Linked DNA regions of Mus musculus: region 1 is linked to region 2. A link is a contact called in ENCODE Hi-C or POLR2A ChIA-PET data. All regions are on one chromosome and are shown on one strand. Each heading gives the region's core, a stretch centred on a gene start or an enhancer-like site at or near the end of the contact. The rest is flanking DNA. Distances are from core to core; before and after follow the strand shown. Region 1 holds the start of Ssc4d (scavenger receptor cysteine rich family, 4 domains). Region 2 holds the start of Ywhag (tyrosine 3-monooxygenase/tryptophan 5-monooxygenase activation protein, gamma polypeptide).

The links. Hi-C counts contacts between places; a loop is a spot of excess contacts on that map. ChIA-PET counts read pairs that join two places held with the same protein, here RNA polymerase II (POLR2A).
Region 1: a loop to region 2 is called in a map of mouse embryonic stem cell, with 1.9 times the contacts of the local background. The contact joins the promoter of Ssc4d here to the promoter of Ywhag in region 2. A Hi-C loop is called at or near these places in 6 of 37 maps with a recorded cell type or tissue (gastrocnemius, left cerebral cortex and mouse embryonic stem cell). POLR2A ChIA-PET finds 5 or more read pairs at or near these places in 5 of 5 experiments (Patski and embryonic stem cell).

Annotation. Positions count from the first base shown.
Region 1 is chr5:135,971,165-135,976,864 of GRCm38, forward strand. It overlaps Ssc4d (scavenger receptor cysteine rich family, 4 domains), which reads right to left and starts at 3,312. Exons shown (of 11, transcript NM_001160366.1): 1 at 3,098-3,312.
Region 2 is chr5:135,931,076-135,936,453 of GRCm38, forward strand. It overlaps Ywhag (tyrosine 3-monooxygenase/tryptophan 5-monooxygenase activation protein, gamma polypeptide), which reads right to left and starts at 3,566. Exons shown (of 2, transcript NM_018871.3): 1 at 3,248-3,566. The coding sequence starts at 3,334. Gm40346 (a long non-coding RNA gene) reads right to left here and starts at 3,241. Exons shown (of 2, transcript XR_868594.2): 1 at 1,442-3,241.

The sequences.
Region 1 (5,700 bases), core at 2,062-4,561, 40 kb after region 2:
TATCTGGGTGTCTGTACACATGGGAGTGTCAGGGTATTGGTGTGTGTGTCTGTGTGGGCTTGGGTATGGTGGTGGGACTTACTTTGACCGAGGGATTCATACATGCTAAGCAAATGCTCTACCCAGCAACATGGCTGCTTCTTTTGTTGTTTAGACTGGTTCATGTAGCCCAGGTTAGCCTCTAGTTTGTTATAAAGTCAAGTGTGATCTTGTGACCCTTTTGCCTATACCTCCTGAGTGCCCAGGTTACATAGAACTATGCCCCATTTTATGTTGTGAATCAAACCCAGGGCCTCCTGCAAGATCAGCAAGCACCCTAATAACTTAGTTAACTACTTACCTTCCTACTTTTGGGGGATTTTTTTTGTTGTTGTTTTGTTTTGTTTTAGTTTTTCCAGACATGGTTTCTCTATATAGCCCTGGCTGTCCTAGAACTCACTTTGTAGACCAGGCTGGCCTCGAACTCAGAAATCTGCCTGCCTCTGCCTCCCGAGTGCTGGGATTAAAGGCGTGCGCCACCACGCCCGGCTCTTTTGGGGGATTTTTGTTTGTTTGTTTTACTTTGTTGAATAAAGTTTTACTATACAGCTCTGCCTTGTCCTAGAACTGGCTATGTCAACCAGGCTGGGCTTGAACTAAGAGATGAGATCTGCCTCTGCCTCTGCCTCTGCCTCTGCCGATTCTGTCTCAAAAAATAAGGCACAGAGAATGATTATGGAAGACATCGGACATCAACCTCAGCCTCCCATGTGCGTTATATGTGTGGTGTGTGCATGCCTGCACTCTCTCTCTCTCTTACACACACACACACACACACAGACACACACACACACACACACACACACACACAGTAGAGCCAGGAAGATCAAGAGTTCAAGGTCAGGCTGAAGACCACTTCCTGCGAGGACCCAGGTTTGTTCCCAGCACTCACGTGGTGACACAGAACCACCCCTACTTCCAGTTCTTGAGGAGCTGATTTGCGATTCTGACCACCATAGGTACCAGGGGCACAGGGCACATACTGTGCACATACACACCACTCATACAGATTAAATAGATAAACAAATCGTTTTTTAAAAAAGAGTTCGAGGTCATCCTCAGCTGCATTGCAAGATTGAAATCAGCCTAGACTACAGAGATGAGAAAAATATCTCTACCTGTGACTCTCAGTGAAAGTTTACGTAGTGTGTGCTCTCAGCACCCAGATGGTCGCGCACACAGGTGTCCCTCTCATTGCGGCCTTCAGCAAGAGTGTGAATCTGGTGTTGAGAGTTGGGGCAGGGGGCAGATGGAGGCTGTTTCAAAAGCTGACCGGACTCTCAGGACTCCAGATAGTGAGAGTCAGGCCAGAAGCACAGATGCGGAAGAAGGCTGGCGGGCTAAGTGGGCAGGACCCGGCTTGCGTGGGCTGGAGAAGAGAAGCAGGCACCTGCCTCCCAGCCACCGTGGGGGTTTGCATGGTAGGAATCGGTAGAGGAAAAATGGTCCGGTGTGGGATCCCTGGAGTCCGAGGTGCCCAGGGCCATCATGCCCCTCCCTGGAGAATCTCTCCCTGGCTTTTGACTCCACTCTGGCATGCAGACAGTGCATTCGGGCAGAGAGGTGAAAACAGATCCGGATGTGGACACGAGGTTTTCAACGCGCCATTCATGGAAGCCCAGGATAGCCCCCAGCAGAATAATCATCTTTTGTGTTCCTCCTGCCCTGACTGGGGACAGCTGGGACACGGGAACCGAGAACTGTAAGAAGGATGGCAGCTACCAGCCAATCTTTTCTGGTGGGGATAGTTTCCTGGGCCTTCCCAGGGCTCCCAGGCCACCCACTTCTAAGGGTCCCCCCGCCCCCGGCCAGTTCCCTTCCCTCCCTGAGCGGTGGCTATTCTCCAAGGCCCCTGCCAGAAAGCTTCACCAGTAACTATGGTATTTGCTTCCGCGGCCTAGGAGCTGGAGAGAAAGCCACTCTCCCCTGTGGGACTCACACCCCAGACAGCTAGCTGGACTCTTTTCACCATGCTCAGGGAATAAGGCCTCAGCCCCACAGCCTTCAGCGCGTATACTTCATTCCTGTCCTATTCTCAGGGACAGCAATAGAGGTTGCTTCATCCCTGTCCTAAATGGCCATGGCTTGTTTGTTTGTTTTTTTTTTGAGAGATGGTTTCAAACTCTTAAGTAGCCAAAGACGACCTTGAACTCAGATCGACCCTTCCGTTTCCACCCCTGAATGCTAGGATTAAAGGCACTTGCCACGTCACATCTGTCTTGCAGGGGTCTTTTTAAAAATGTGTTTTCTTGTTTTATGAGTACGGGTGTCTTGCCTGCAGGTGTATATAGGCAGCATATATGTACCTGGTGTCTCGGGAGGCCAGAAGAGGTCACTGGACTAGAGTTATAGAGCTCTGTAAGTCGCCATTTGATTGCTGGGAATCAGACCCTGGTCCTCTGAAAGAGCAGTAGGTGTTCTTAACTTCTGATCCAGGGTTCTTGAATGTTCTCAGAATTCCTTTTAGCCCCGGTGGGGCAGGTGATTAGGAGCTGTGAAGCCTTTGTTCTTATTGGCAAAAGGGTCCCATATTCTTTCCCTTATACTTGTTGCCATATTAAATGGGTAATGTTTATAAAAGGTTTCCCCAGTGTCTGGCCCGCTCTAATGTGCTTAGCTATTGCTATGACTGCCCCCGTCTGACCTCCAAGACAAGAGCCAGATCTCATTCAATAGTTGTACGTGGCATATGATGTTCAGAAAATGTTTGTTGATGGGCTGAGTGAAATTGTGGCTATGAAGTCATAGAATGAAACAGAGGGGTCTCAGGAAGTAGTCAATGAGTTGGCTCAGCAGGTAAAGGTGACTGCTGCCAAGTCTGATGACCTAAGTTCAATTCCTGGGACCCAAATGTCAGAAGGCAAAACACTCTTGCAAGTTGCCCTGTGACTGTCACTTGTGCATGCCTGCACACACATAAATAAATAAATGCAATATTAAGAATTTTTTTTTTTTTAAAGAAAGGGCTCTGGAGGTTTTCAAAGGAAATTGTTATTACACAGAGAGAACACACACACACACACACACACACACACACACACAACTGAAGCATTCATACCTGTAGGGATGTTCTGGGTTCTTTCCCTCCAGATAATCCAAGTTTCAATCACTGCCTCTGCTCCAGGGACTTTAGGAGGGGGAAGGGCCCCCGAGATACAGATCAGCACAGACTTTTCTTCTTTTCTTTCCGTAGCTAGAAGGAGAGAAGAGGCAGTGTCCTTGGCCATGGAGCTGCCGGTGGCCCCAGCCTGTCCCCACCTGACCTTGGGGGCAGAGAGGCTAAGGGACAGTGGAAGTGGTCCGCAGTGTGGTGAGCAGCCCCGGAGGAAGGGCACCGAGGAAGAGGAGGAGCTAGGAGGCCAGGTGCCCCTCCTCCTGCCATCTCTCCCCCTCTGGGCTCAGGTTGCAGAGAAGCCCGAGTGGTTCCTCACCCCTGTGCAGGACAGCCGAGCATCAGACACTGGTGATGGAGAAGCAGCCTGGGTTACAGTGCGAGATCAAGGTTATCCCCAGCTACCTAGTGAGACCCTCTCGCAGCATAAAGAGGTGAAGGTGGGGGAGGGGGGAATTATCAGGATCGGCATAAGTCAGGTGGCTCAGAGGGTGAAGTTGATGGCTGCGCAGGCCTGGCAAATTCAGTTCAACCCCCAGACTCCACAGAATATCGAAAATCCAGGCTTGGTGCAGCACTCCTTTAATCCCAGCACTTGAGAGGCAGAGGCAGGGGCTGGTGAGATGGCTCAGGGGTTAAGAGCACGGGCTGCTCTCCCAAAGGTCCTGAGTTCAAATCCCAGCAACCACATGGTGGCTCACAACCATCCGTAACAAGATTGGATGCCTCTTCTGGAGTGTCTAAGACAGCTACAGTGTACTGACATATAATAAATAAATAAATATTAAAAAAAAAAGAGAGAGGCAGAGGCAAGTGGATCTTTTGTGAGTTTGAGGCCAGCCTGATCTACATAGTGAATGCCAGGACAGCCAAGGCTATATAGAGACTCTGTCTCAAAAACAAAACAAAACAAAAATAAAACACCAAGAAGAACAAAATCTTGTTAGAATTAAAACTTTCCCCCAGTTGTGAGTGTTTTGCTTGCATATATGCCTGTGTATCGCATTCAGGCCTCATGCCTTTGGAGGTGAGAGGAGGGCGTTGGCGCTCCTGAGTCTGACTGCAGACAGTTGTGAGCTGCCCTGTACGCACTAGGAATAGAACCTGGGTCCTCTGCAATAGCAACAATTTCTCTAACCACTGAGCCATCTCTCTAACCCTCCCTGTATATTTTATTTATGTATATGTACATGCATAAGTTTATGTGTGTCTTGTCTGCTGAGACTGGAGTTACAAATGGTTGTGAGATGCCCTGTGGGTGCTGGGAACCAGACTAAGGTCTTCTAGGATCATCAAACCTTCTAACTACTGACTCCTTTCTCTGTGTAGCCCTGGCTGTCCTGGAACTCACTCGGTAGACCAGGCTAGCCTCAAACACAGATCCACCTGCCTCTGCCTCCAAGTGCTGGGATTAGAGGTGCATGCTACCCGCTGCCACCACCACTACCCAGATATTTTTCTTTAAAGGGTTATTAATGTGTACGTGTGTGTGTGTGTGTGTGTGTGTGTGTGTGTGTTAGTGTATTCCATGTGCAAACGGAGGTTTGAGGAGGCCCGGAGAGGTCAAATCCCCTGTAGCTGGAGTTACAGATGGTTTGTAAGCCACCCGATATGGGTGCTGGGAACCGAACTCTGGACCTCTAGAGAAGCCAGAAGTGCTCATGATCTCTGAGCTACCTCTCCAGTCTTCCTTCCCCTTTGTGTGGATTCCAGGGATGAACCCAGACCCTCAGACTCTGAGGACAGCACTTTTATCTGCTGAGTCATCTGCTGAGTCATCCCATCAGCTGCTCTTGTTTATTTTTGCCAGACTCCCTCTTACTTCATAACCAAAGCTGGCTTCAAATACAATCCTCCTGCTTCAGTCCCCCAAGCGCCGTGTTTCAGGAGTGTGTCACCCCCAGGCCTTACAAATCTCTGGCTTTCCCCCCTGGTAGGCAGGTTACCCCAGTTCAGGGAGGAATGGGGATGTGAGTTCGAAACACAGGTTAACTCTGATCGTACATATCCAGCCCTTCTCTTTCTGTTCCCAGCACAGCCATCAAACACAGCCTTGGGTAACAAGCCTGCCAAGGGCAGGCTCCCAAGCCCAGGCCCTGACTCCTAAGAACCATTAGCCCTTCTGTAATTCCTGCCAGGAGAGGTGCTATCTGTCTGGACCCCACCCGCACAGTTGCCTGGCAGCAGGCAGGTAGGCCTGGCACACTGTAAGAGGGGATGTTTGCCCCCTCCTCCCTCTCTTGCCCCCTTCCTTACTCCTCCTCCCCCTCTCTCCCCATTCCCTCACCCCTTCTCTCCATGTGGTCATGGCCGGCCTCTACTTCTCTGCTCTCTCCTTCTCTCTGCCTTTCTCTCCCTCTGCTACCCTCTTAACTCCCCTCCCCATGCTCTGAATAAACTCTATTCTATATTATACAGTCCTGTGGCTGGTCTCTCAGGGGGAAGGGATGCCTTGGCATGGGCCCGCTGAGACACCCCCTTTCCCCACACCCAGACAGAACATATCTTGATAGCTCTTTCTCCTTTTATGATCACAACACTGTCGACAG
Region 2 (5,378 bases), core at 2,316-4,815:
TGGCAGAACTCCACCTCAGAATAGCCCACAAAGGGGTTGTCACTCCATGAGGACAATGGCTATCGATCGGGCTCCTGAAGAACCTGCAGAGATTAAGGGTTTTAAAACCTGCTGACCCCACCAGGAAGACCTGTTTATGTAACTGTGGCAGACTTTTTGCTAGCATGACCCCCTGGTTATGAGTGCCTAAAACATGATCTCAGGGAAGTGACGAGTCCAGAACCTGCTCTTTCCCCAGGAGGCCACTGAAAGCCAAAGGCAGACTGGCTCTGTGGTCTTCCCCTCACCCAAGATCCTCAGCAGAAGCCTGAAATTGCAGCTAATCCCAAACACAGTATATCTCATACATACCTGTGATAAACTTAATCTCTAAGACAGGCACAGAAAGATAAGAGCTGATAAGAAAATAGAACAATTATAACAACAGACTGTAAGAGAGGTTGAGGACTTTTATTACATTTTCATCATTTTTGGACAGTGACTGGCCAGAGAGTGAGACGAGACAGAACCTGAAAATGTGGATGAAGGGAGCTAGGAGTTCATCTATCAGGTTGAACCCATCCAGGCGCTCTGCTTAAATGCAAGATTACATACTCATCTTAAATTGGCCCAGCACTCCCCGTTTCGGAATTCTGCCCAATCACGATCTCTATCCTCTTCACCTACACACAAGGCTGTGCGCGGATTCCAGCCACAGCATTCCCAGAATAATTCCCCTAGATACAACTAAACCTAGTTCCCTCTATCACTCCAGGTTCAGCTTACAGGAGAGCTCAACTGGGGTGGTGAAATGAAGTCTCCTTCCTCATGCCAAGTTGTCGAATGAGGGCGGTTCCATTTTTTTCTGGTGCTGTGACCTGAACTCAGGACTCGCACACAGGCAGTTGGATGAGCTGCCAAGTTTAGGAACCAACCGTGTTTCAGTTAAGTCTTGTGTGAAATTTCATGGTGAGATGATTTCCTCAAAACCACAGAAAAGAGGTTTAAGGAAACTTTTTTTTAAAAATCTTTATTTTACAAATGGTTCTTCCTTCCAAAGTACTGCCAATAAAACAGTCTTCCCCTCTGGAAAATACTGTATGGGGTTCTTATTCCCTAACAGCTACTGCAGATGGCCAGCAGGAAGCCAGCATACTTTAAGGTTTTTATGAAAACCCTAAATGCACACCCTACCTCTTCACTCTGACCACAGAGACATTTTTACTTACAAATCCATTCATTTCCTCATTGTTGGTTTTTAAAATAAGAGAGATGAATGCTTAAAAACTTGAAAGTATCCTATCAACTTTTGTTACTGGGAGTGTTAAGGTGAATGGGCTTGCCTAGATGTCATTGCCCATTTCTAAAAGAAAATAAAATTTTCATTTTGGGGACCAAGGCCCATCTGGTAGAAGATGAAGTGTTCAATGCCACCTGGCTTATCAGCTCATTTCTGCATTACCTTGGACAAATGCCATCTGAAAACTCCCTACCAGCCCTTAGGTGCATTGCAGCCTCTGTGTCATTGTGTGTGACATCACTGGGTTGCTATGGATATAGGTGCGAGGTCACTCGCTCTCCTGTGGAACTAGAAATAGGGGAAAATTAGAGTCTAGATATCACAAACTGAAGACATTTCCAGCATTAGTGACCTACTGAGAGTCCAGTTTGTATCCTTTAATGGTTTAACTGTTATTTAAAAAAGGCAACTGTAACAACACACTAATACAATAGTATTTCTGGTTTTAAAACCAATTATTTTTTGTAAAACAAAAAACATCTGTAGCTTATTTAATTAGGAAAGGATAAGCACCTGGCCTTTTGAAAAAACAAAGAAAAAAAATCATTTAAAATTAAATAGTCTCTCTCTCTCTCTCTCTCCGGGTTTCATTTGTAAGGTTTAACAGGGAGGGGGCACTCCAGCACCCACTTTACACCAGAGATGTATTTAACAACCTTTGTTACATAAGATAGGAAGTTAGATATTAACAGAGTGGAAAACCCAATTATTAATTTTTGAAAACTGTAATAGTAATTTTTCTACTGAATTTTGGAATATTGAGCACCTCCCCCCCACCCCCGCTGGCAAACTGGTCCCCAATTCATTAATAAATTGAGAGTAACTGACAAAATGGTGCAACTAGTTAGGATTTTGCATCTCAGACAAAAATGCGACAGTATTCCCTTCTCGTCAGAACGAGGATACATTAGGTCAGAAGAAAAAAAGCCTCGGATACATTTAACAAAAAAAAAAAAAATTCTTTTAAAAAGACTTTTTCCCCTTTAAAATAAATCCTCCCAGCCTCCACCCAGTCTAGGCTCTCTGCAATATGACAAATGCAGAATCTTCTGGAATGACTTGATACTGCCTCCCACCACCGCTTTGTTTGCAGTATCAGATCAGACAGAATATTTTTTTACACTCAAACGAATTTCTGCAGACTCGTGCCTGCAATTAAAAGAGAAACTGCATATCTCAGTCAGTTAACATTCAAAGGCATTATAGTTAACCCTTTGAAATGGAAAATAAATAAAATGAAAAATGAAGATGCTATATAGAGGGCCATGAATGGGAATGCCAGCAACACACATATCCCTCCCTTCCTAACAGACTTGCTTTGGGGAATGGTTAAAAGGAAGCCTTTTGTTAAAAAAAAAAAAAACAAAAAAAAAAACGTGAGAAAGGTGGTTTCGATTTTACATCATTGAGGCTGGGTTTTTTTTTCTTTTTTCTTTTAGGAGAGGGGGTCCTACATTTTTTTTCTTCCCGAAACGTCTTTAAAGGATGTGTCAGTGGGAAAGATTGGGGGGGGGGGTGATGGAGTGGGGAGGCGGCAAACTGGGAGACCTGCTGAGTGAATGGGGAAGGCGCCGCCCAGACACCAGGGAGAGAAAGAGGAACCGCATCCATGCGGTCCCCCCGCCCCCACGCCTAAACTGGGAGGAGGGGAAGTGGGGCACAAAGGATGCGCACGGCCCCCAACTCAGGTCTCTGGACATTCAGGGTCACAGAGAGACCCCCACCCCACAGCAGAAACCAGCCACGCAAGACCCCGCCCCAGCCCCGAACTCGGAGAGGCTGGGAAAGAGGCCGCGTCACCACTCGGGTGCATGAGCCCCCGTCCCCAACCCCTCCAAGGAGTGAGATGGAGAGGTGACCCTATAGTCGTGACAAGACAACATGCCCCTGGAGCATGCCTTCCACGCCGAGGAACGCGGTGTCGGGAGAGGCTGGGGCGAGGCAGGGGGGAGGGGAGGAGACACTCACGTTCTTCATGGCCGCGGCCATATCGTCGTAGCGCTCCGCCTGCTCGGCCAGCCGGGCTTTCTGCACCAGTTGCTCGCGGTCCACCATCTTCACAGGGCTGAAGAGGATCGGCTGGAAAGAAGGAAACCGAAGACCGCCTTGAAGGGCTTCAGGAAAAGAGAGGAGCGGCTTGGAGCTCGTGTGTCGGAGGGACCGACCCACGAAGCAAGCTACTGAGACGAGGAGGAGAAGGAGGCGGCACGAGCTGCGACCGCGGGACCCGGCGCAAGGAGGCTGCGGCTCCAATGCGTGCCGCGGGCGGACAACCCCCTGCGGTCCCGCCCACACGGGTGACGTAAAAGTCACCGCCTACTCGCGCATGCGCGCGCCCCGCCCGGTCCCGCCCGGTCCTGCATTTACTGGGCTTCTCTTCTACTGGAACATTCGCGGTGGCTCTTTGCGATTTTCTCAGTGTATCCCCAGTACTACACTGCTCCCTAATGTGCCCCTTTCTTCACTTTACCGTAAATCCTCAGCTTCATCAAACCCACCTCTCCTTGCCCCCTGGGGGCCTCTCCCCCCCCCTTTTTTTTTTTTTTTTTTTTTTTTTTGCATAGCTTCTGGCGCGTGACCTCCTGGGAATTGTAGTTTGACCTGCAGCAAGCTGAATTACAGAGCAGACCAAGGACAAAGGGGTGGTGGAGACTACATCTCCCAGTGGGCATTGCGCGCAGGCAGAGGCGGACCGGATGGGGGGCAGGGTCTAACCCGCAGCCGCTGGGGACCCCTGGCGGGGAAGCAGTCTACACTAGCCTAAGCGAGTGCTGATTCACGGCCTCGCCCCATAGCCTCTGGGCAGTTGGAAGGAAAGAAAAGGTCAAGGCCTTAGATCTGGACTCTCTGAAACTGAAGTAACTGGTCATGGTGGAGGGGTAGGGGAAAAACACGAATATAAAGTAGGCAGAAGAAGTACAGACACCGTAAATCCAAACTGCCCAACCACCACCATGGAAAAGATGGAAAAGGTGAACCTGTCCTAGAGATGGCCGCGTGAATGATGCAACCCTTGGACAACTGTCTAACACACACCCACCATGGTTGCAGTCTCCAGTGATGCACTTTAACATCGGACTTAACTGGATGAAATCATAGAATGACACATATCCGCCCGGTATATTGCCTATTTTCCCTAAATGGTGTAGCTGCCTGCAGACTGACCCTGGGGGACTCCCTTCTTCCTCTCCAGTGAACTGGACCAACGCCTGCCTGAACGCACACCCGCTATAGTTTTGACTGCGTATTTTATTTTCATTGTGTTTTTATGAGTTGTTTGGTTTGAAGTAGGGTCTTACACTTCTTAAGGTGACTCTAGACGAAGTTCTGGAATTATAGGCATGCACCAACACAATGGCCTTGACTGTAGAGTTTTGCTTCATCCATTCAACACGTTGAGCACCGGCCCAGTTCCAATGACTTTGTACATTAGCACACAACAATACACAAAGCAGACAAAGCACTCGGCTCAAAAAAAAAAAAAAAAAAAAAAAAAGGAGACAACTGTTTGAACCCACAACAAGCAGCTGACTAACTTTTAACATACCAAAGTGAACCTGGCCTCCAGGTTCTCCAGGCCAGCTGGGGCACAGGGGGAGGGGCTGCCCTTTGCCCAGGGGCTCTTCCCTATATAATCCAGACTTTTTGTTTACCCACCCCTTGTTTTGCTCCTTTTGTACCTTTGGCTTCCTGGCTGGTTCCCCTTTCTTCATGGTTCAGGGTCATGACCACTCTGGACTCTTCCAGATGTGTCTGCGTCTGGCTATGCCTCTTTTATATCTTTTTTTTTTTTCCCCGAGACAGGGTTTCTCTGTGTAGCCATGGCTGTCCTGGAACTCACTCTGTAGACCAGGTTGGCCTCGAACCCAGAAATCTGCCTGCCTCTGCCTCCCAAGTGCTGGGATTAAAGGCATGCGCTGCCACCTTGCCCCTTTTTTACCTGTAATAAACTCTCTCCTTAGCCGTACCTTAGGACCACTCATATCCTTTCCTTTCTTTTTTATTAATTTGTTTTACACTCAACAATCAGGATTGGTCTTTAATCCCAGCATCAGGAAGGCAGAGGCAGCCAGATTGCTGGTAATTCCAGCCCAGACAG